2 separate regions of the Mus musculus genome follow, and region 2 is linked to region 1. The links are chromatin loops, found by intact Hi-C in ENCODE. Cell type or tissue: left cerebral cortex. All regions are shown on one strand.

Evidence for each region. Peaks named below come from ENCODE experiments on the same cell type or tissue, not always from the same donor. Only the 100,000 strongest peaks of a DNase experiment are listed, where the experiment ranks them.
Region 2: it touches region 1 in a loop (8-fold over the local background); 1 of 42 quality-filtered maps calls a loop at or near these places.

Annotation. Positions count from the first base shown.
Region 1 is chr2:167,077,510-167,081,509 of GRCm38, reverse strand. Gm39984 (a long non-coding RNA gene) reads left to right here and starts at 2,271. Exons shown (of 3, transcript XR_866968.1): 1 at 2,271-2,968. In left cerebral cortex, no CTCF peak of the experiment used is centred here; DNase peaks (open chromatin) are centred at 1,770 and 2,194; H3K27ac peaks cover 3,409 bases.
Region 2 is chr2:167,175,077-167,179,076 of GRCm38, reverse strand. The region is part of intron 1 of Kcnb1 (potassium voltage gated channel, Shab-related subfamily, member 1); the gene reads left to right. Among named protein-coding and RNA genes, the nearest start is that of Kcnb1, 12 kb to the left of the region's middle. In left cerebral cortex, no CTCF peak of the experiment used is centred here; DNase peaks (open chromatin) are centred at 631, 1,561 and 2,391; H3K27ac peaks cover 2,671 bases.

The sequences.
Region 1 (4,000 bases):
CCTCCCTCCTTCCTTTCCTCCTGCCCTCTCCTTCAGCATGTGCCACATAATGGTCCGGATACTGGGAACACAACCATGGCCAGGGGAGACCAGCCTCTAGAATAAGACAACAGCGTCAGAGAAGAAAGGGTATGCAGGTCAGGGCTGCTCTTCCTGGGCTAGGGAGGGAGGGCCCCCTCAGCCAGTCAAGCTGAATGAAAAGGCAGAGACGCATAAAAAGAACCAGCGTCTAGGGAACAAAGGTGACTGACATGCAAAGGCCCTGAGGCAGCCATAACTTGGCCCAGACAGAAGGGCTTTCCTTCAGAATGACACCTCTAACTCTCAGCCGCTACAGGTGAAGAAAACATGAACAGAGGCGTGGGGGGCATTGCTCAGGACCACAGGAGATAACCACAGCCACACCTGATGCAGGTACAACTTCCTGCCTGTGGCGTGGCCACCCTCAGCCCTGGCGTCTTATCTGCTTTCACTTAAGAGACGGTGAAAGAACAAACAGAACAAGTGCCAGAGCTTCAGTGTGACCTCTCGCCCCTACGAGAGAAGGCAGAGACAGAAACAGAAAGATCCATATTTAAGGGCCAACAAGATGGCTTAGGAGGTAAAGGTGCTTGCTGCCAACCCTCACAGTCTGAGTTGGATCCCCAGGACTCACATGGCAGAAGGAAAGAATAACCTCTGAGTGTTAGCCTCTGACCATCACGCCTGAACCGTGACAAATGCATGTGTTAGCTCTCTCTCTCTCAATGTAATTTCAAAACTTTAAAGGAATAACGGCCCCTGTCTGAGGTCATATGACTTTTGCCTGGTCAGCCCATGGCCCCAACTCTCAGCTGATGTGCTTCAGTGACAGAGTAACTTGGCCCAGAGCCCCCAGGAATGGGGACAGTGTTGGGTCAGACCCCTCCTTGTGGGCTTTATGAAAATGTAAACTGGCCACCGCAAGGTGTTTAGATTTTTCAAACCAAGCCATACCTTTTCCATGAACGGATTTTTAACACATTGACTCAGCTGGGTGTGATCCCAGTACCCAGGAGGCTTAGGCAGGTGAGTTGCCATGAGAGAACTGCTAGCCTGTGTTAAAAGTGAGTTCTGGGCCAGCCTGGGCTACTGAGCAAGACTCTGCCTCAAAAACAAAAACAAAAGTCAATCAATTATTTAGTTAAAATAAAATGTTGATTCGAGGGTCATTTTGCACTGTGGCAGTCAGATGAGGGGCATTAGATGTTCTGAGCTGAGACCTGTGCACACAGCCAGCTCTGATCCTGCAGGCCCACCTCCTCAGCACTTTTGAATCTACTAGAGGGGAGAGGAAAATGATCGCAAGCCTGGTACCCACTTTGTATCAGAAAGGCTTTATATAAAGCAGCTGTCTCTTGTCACTGTTCACCACAGGCCCTGGAGCCTGAACCTCACCCGTCACCCTTGGGCCATGCTCTGGACGGGAATCCGGGACTTCATTTTCTTTTGCTCATTTACAGGGCATGTAGGCTGGTGACCCGGTCATGGAAATCGGGACTGGTGGAGCAAGGTCAGTTGGATATTGCTAATACTGGAGAGCAAGCAGGGATGTAACAGGAGAAACAGGGAGAGAGTGGAAGGCGGGGCAAGGGCTCTGGGCCTGCTTCCCAGACCCAGGCTGCACGCAGGTGTCTGCCAACACTGCCTGGAATCTAGGGAGGGCACACCCAGGAGAGAAGCCTGTGGCATCTTTGAATCGCAGTGCCAAATGCCTGGGCCTGGTTCCTCTCCCGGCGATCCAATTACTAAATGCAGTAGCATTCTTGAAAAAATGTCTTTCCTCTTATGTAATGCGGCCGTGACAAACGTGGAGCAGATGGTGCGGCGACAGGCTTCCCGCAACCCTATCCTTCCAAATTAATGTATGGGCATTTAAATGAGCCCAGGAATACAGGAGGGACGGGCCACTTAAGGGGCTGACTAGGCTTCCCCCTCAATGTTTGAGGGATGTTAATGACCTGCGTTACATTGGGGCTGAGTTCACTGTAAATCATTGGTTAGAACATACCTGGTTTGGACCCCCTGGAGACACACCATGAAGCCTCCCCAAAGCTGGAAAAGGAGGCGCCTCCTCTATTCTTTATGTCATTCTCCACCAAACTCTTAGATTATCTTTGAGAATGTGGACATCTCTCCCTGCCTCCCATGGGGAAATGGTTTAGTCACAAACTGTGTCAACTGCTGGCAGTCAGCTCGTCCACCCCTCCCCCCCCCCTCAGCCTTCCTTCCCCAGGGATGAGATCATGTTGTTTGGAGGCGGTTTTAACTGAAGAACGCTAGGGATGTGCAAAGCCGTCCTCAGAAATCTCCTTCCTCATCACAGGCTGTACCCTGTGGGATGGGCGGAGACCGGAGGCCAGGTGCAGGTCCCAGGCTCATCCTAGGGTCAAGTTCCCGGCCCCCAGCTCAGACCTGACACACTGGGAGGCTGGACTGCTGGGTTGCACAACCAGCTGGCCTTAGGAGTTCAGACCTGGGAGAGCTCTGAAATGTCTCTGTTCTGATAGGGAAACTGAGGCTCAGAGAAGGAAAGCGGTCTGCTCAGGCTCAGATGGACAGGTATGACAGAGGCTGGCGAACCCACTGCTCTCCCTGAAGCTGCCATTGCCTGGAACCTGTCCACCCACCATCCCCCCTTCTTCTAGTCTCAGGACCCTGAATCTCTACTGGGAATCAAACCTTCTCCACCCTCGGGACAGGTGGTTCAAGTAAAACAATCGGCTTCCTGCTCATCCAAGGGCACCCACCTGGCTCAGTCCTAACCAATCAGAACAGTTCATTCCTCCCTCTTACCCAACTGGTTCAGGTTGGTAGGTAATGACTCCGTGGGCGGGGCAGCAGGTATTCACTTCCGGTTTAACTGGGGTCGTTAATATAAGGCAGTTCTTCTTGTGCTCTCGGCTGGAGGGAACAACACCCAGGGGGCAGCCACCTCTGCCACTATCAGGTGACTGACTACCCAAGAATGGAAGGCACACAGGAAGCTCATGGCCAAGGGAAAGTGATACAGCAGGCTTTGACTGGAAAAATCCCGGGAGCGAGCTGGACCTGCAAGCTGGCCGGAGATTGCTCGACTCCACGGACTAGTACATTCTCCCTTGTGCTGAAGTCGGTTGAGTTCTGTCACTCGCCCGCAAAAGGGGGTTCAGCTACGAAACAAGGCTCCAAAACAGGGTGCTGAGGGACCCTCTCTCCATACCCAGAATGTCCCCCAACTCCCTGTCACACAGCACCAACATACTTTACAGGCAGTACTCATGAGGGGAGTTCCCAACTGATGGCCCATGGCCATTTTGTGTGCCCCTGCAGCCTGCTTCCTCCTTGGCCTTGGTCAGGAGCGCAGGCACGTTATTTTCAAACTCAGCTTTGTCCAGCATCCCCTGCCCTGAGGCTGTACCCAACATATCCTATCACTTTCCTGGGCCTGGCTTGCTTGCTTGCTTCTTTTTCTTTCTTTCTTTCTTTCTTTCTTTCTTTCTTTCTTTCTTTCTTTCTTTCTTTCTTTCTCTCTCTCTCTCTCTCTCTCTCTCTCTCTCTCTCTCTCTCTCTTTCTCACACTCTCTTTATTTATACATGTGGTTTTCTTTTCCTTTGTCACATAGCCTCATGTAGCCAAGGCTAGCCTTCAGCTTCTAACCTTCCGGCAGTGAGATTTTACAGGCAAGCTGGCTGGCTTCATGTCTCTGTAACCACATTGTGGGATGGGGGAAAGCACCTGTCCTGCCAGCTGATTAAAGGAATTGAAACAGGGGCCACCACTGCTAGATATGACAATAGTGTCTCTTAGCAGGTGTTCCAGCCCGAGCCACAGAGTGGACTCTTCTTAGAGTCCACTTGAGAAAGGATACCCTTCACAGGAAAACAAAAACCAATGGAGACAGGGAGTCTGCCCTGGGGTGCGTGGGACCTCCCCTGCCGGCCCTTGCCGTTGCAGGTGCTTGCTCAGTTCCTTTGCCCAGCCCCTGATCCCAGACTGGCA
Region 2 (4,000 bases), 98 kb before region 1:
CCACTGAGCCATCTCACCAGCCCAAACAACTGAATCTTAATCTCATTTTTTTCCAGTCTCTGTCTCTGTCATGCAGAAGTCTCTGTCTATCTGTCTCTCTGTCTCAGTCTGTGTGTATGTGTGCATGAGTGTGTGTGTGTGTGTGTGTGTGAGAGAGAGTGAGTGTGTGTGTGTGAGAGTGAGTGTGTGTGTGTGTGTGAGAGTGAGTGTGTGTGTGTGTGTGTGTGAGAGTGAGTGTGTGAGTGTGTGTGTGTGTGAGTGTGTGTGTGTGTGTGTGTGTGTGTGTGTGTGTGTGTTTGTGCATGGACATGTTAGTGTATGTGAGTTTGGGTAGTGCACATGACTGCACACATGTTGGGGGCCAGAGGACAGCCTTAGTGGTCCTCTTCTCTGTCTCGGGCTAGCCAGCCTATGAGCTTCGGGGAACCTCCCATCTCTGCCCCGCAGTCACAGGGATTATGGATGTGCCCCAGTGGCCAGCTTCTATGTGGGCTCTAGGGATTGTTTGTGTAGCTTTCCCCATGGCAACCTCTCCCAAGGTTCATGAAGTTTTTAAGAAACTGTTTCTGTAGGAGCTACATCATCCTGCGTTCTCACCAGCAAAGCGAAAGGGTTCGAGCTTTCTAATCTGTTTCTGAGGTTTCTAACCTGTGCCAGCTTCCCACTTTGGGGGCTGGGAGGCTTTTGGAGACAGTGTCTCTCTGTGTAGTCCTGGCTGTCCTAGAACTGGAACTCATATGTAGACCAAGCTGGCCTCCAACTCAGAGATCCGAGTGGCCTCTGCCTCCCGAGTGTCGCATTAAAGGTATACATCACCACAACTGTCTAATTAACAAAAGCTGGTCTCAAACTAGACATTCTCCTGCCTCGGTGGAGCAGGGACTCCAGGTACACACCGCTGTACCATCTGTGTGTCGGCTCTTTTTGTTCAGAGTAGCCACCCAGACGAGCCCACTTCCCACTGTGGCTTTGCACCTAACAGGGGGAGGCTGAGTATCACTTAGAACCTTTGCTCAGATAAAATGGTTTCATCGTTTTATTTACTAAACTTTATGGGGGAGAGGCAGTGGTGAAATGGCCCTCTTGTTACCACCAAAGGACGACTTTCCTGGGTGGGAGCTTTCTTCTACCACGTGGGTTCCTGGGATCTAACACGGGCTGGCAGGCTTGGTAGCAAGAGCCTTCGCTCTCTGAGCCGACTCCCCAGGCCCCCTTGTTCAATTTTACAGTCGAATTATTTGACTCTTGTGGTTGAATTGTCCCTTAGTGCATGTGTGGAGATCAGAGGTGGACCTTAAGTGTTGCTCCTCAGGAGCCATCCTCTCTTGCTGCGAGCTGTGGCCTGTGGTGTTAGGCTAGGCTGGCCAGCCAGAGAGCCCAGGGGATCCCTGTCCCCACCTCCCAAGCACCGCCACACCCTCTTTTTCTGGTGATTGGACTCAGGTCCTCATGCTTGTGTGGTGAGCACAGAGCCATCTCCCAGCATTTAGAGCCCTTTATATATATTCAGGACATCCATTTTTTTATCAGATGTGTCGTTTGCGACTGTCTTCCCCCGTCCCGTGGGTGTGTTCTCTCTGCTGGCGCTGACGTTTGCAGATAGCTCCTTTTAATGTTGATGAGGTCCAGTTTGGCTGCTTTTCAGGCAAGATCTTGTGTAGCACAGGGTTGGTCTTGAACACACCCTGCAGCTCAGGACGACCCTGAATTGCTGATCCTCCTGCCTCCACCTCCCAAAGGCTGTGCTTAAGACAAACCCAGGGCTTTGAGCATGCAAGGCAAGCAAGCCTTCTGCCAACCGAGCCACATCGGCAGCCTGCCTTTATTTTCTTCTTTTGTTCCCGTGCTTGGGTGTGGTCGCTAAGACTCCATTGCCAGGCCCGGTCTTCTCAGTCCTGTGGCTCAAGTCTCACATTTGGCGGTTTGCTGTGGTGTGACTTTAGGAGTGGGTGACACTCTTGTGGATATGCTGTTCCCAACCGTGTGTGCTGCCCTAGGAGACTCTGAATGACAGGAAGTGCCACCCAGGGGCAGAAGATGGCTTGGGAGGAAAGTGCTTATGTTCACGGGGCCCCTTACCCTAAAAACTCTAGAAGTGCCCAGTGTGGTCATCTGGGGCAGGGGCAGGCATCAAGGCTGTGGGATGATGGGCATTTTCAGACCCATCTCAGGTGGCCCCCTTCTCACCCACAGAAGCTCCACAGAACAGTTTGGTTTGCCCTGCATTTGAAGGGGATATAGCCATGATGGTGAGGGAGCCATGACAGCAGGGTTGGGGACCCTTGTCCCGGAATGCGGTCACCATCCACTGCTGTCCCCGTCCCCCTCTTACCCAGAGCTCCTCACTGCTGTTTGCCCCACCCCTGCCCACAACCTGCCTTCCACTCCTTTGTGCAAAATCCTCCAGGGGACCGAGGACACAGCAGTCACTAGAGAGCCAGCCCAGCGTGCAGGAAGCTCTGGGTTCGTCACCAAGGCTGCACAGAGCAAGCACGGTAGTGCACACTGATAACCTCAGCTCTCATTCAGAAGCTGGGGGCGGAAGGGTTAGAAGTTTAAGGTCATCCTCCACTAGCCAGTGAGGCCAAGGCCAGCCTGGGCTACGTGAGACTCTGGTTCAAAACAATAAATCCGACAGGGCCCAGGACACAGCTCTGCTCTCTCTACACCCTGCACCCACTTTCCCCACCAGCCCACCACCACCATCACCACTAAGTTTCCCTCAAACCTCTTTTTCTCACACCTACCAGGCGCCTTCCCCTCTCAGGGCCTTTGCACTAGCTCTTGACTTCACTGGGGTCAATCCTAGAGACAGCCACACGATCACCCCCACCACCACACACTCTGTTGGTGCTGATCTCTGCTCAAATGCCAGTGATTCAGGCAGTCTGGGAGCTGTCCCCAGTTCTGTCCATGCCCTTCCTTGGTAGTTTCTTACACACACACACACATACACGCACACACACACACACACACACACACACACACACACACACACTATTCCTGAACTCTGGGTTCTTCCCCCTTCCCACCCCTTGGATATGTTTTTAAAGGACAGAGCTTTTAGTTAGCTTAGGGCTGCCTGCTCAGTGCCTGAAGCAGTGGCTGCCACAGAATAAAATCTCAAGAGCTGTGTGGTGAATGAGTGAATGAATGAATGAATGAATGAGGCGGTCACAAGGCTAGCTGAGAATTTTTTCTAATTGGAAAAAAGGGAATTAAGTGTTCACGTATGGGGGCCTGTCACCATCATTACTGACACATGGCTAGGAGTATGGCTTCAGCCACATCTGCCGCCCTTCACTGAAGAGCCCCTCCAGCGTCTCACACACCCCAGCTCCTCGCCTTCAGCCTCGCTTCTGTTTGGGAACAGACCTGGGCCGTGTATCTGACCTGTGTGTCCATGGTGCATCTCAGTGTGCCGAGTGCCCTGGAGAGAGCAGTAAACTTGGCAAGACAAGGGTAGATCCTGCCTACTGGAGGTGGCAATGGGTTGTAAGAGGGTGGAAGCCAAGCACTGGGCGAGTGGTGGCCGGATCTGGATCTGGAGCGTGAGGTTATGAGGCAGCTCCATTGTCTCATAGGCAGATATCCAGTATGTCTGTGGGAGTCTTGGTCAGTGTTAGCTTGGGGTGGGGTGCTTCTATTTCCTCTACTGTACAATGGAGCTAACTGCAGACCTGGCTTGTACAGAGGCCGGAAGGGTAGCGAGCAGATGATGGTGTGATCCAGAACCATAAAGGGACAGCATGCTGCTGCTGCTGCTGCTGCCACCACCACAGCTGCCCCTGCCACTGCTGCTGCTGCTGCTGCGGGGCCTGGCCATGCCCATTCAGCCAGGACTCAAGGCACTCTTGCTGTATCTGTAGCTCTGTGCTGGGCAGTTAGGGGCCTTGCAGAGAGCAAAACAAAGACACTGGCCTCATAGCCCTGGCCTTCCAGAAGGAAGGAGAGGGACACGAATACAGACATTGACGGGACCATGGTATCCACACAGGGG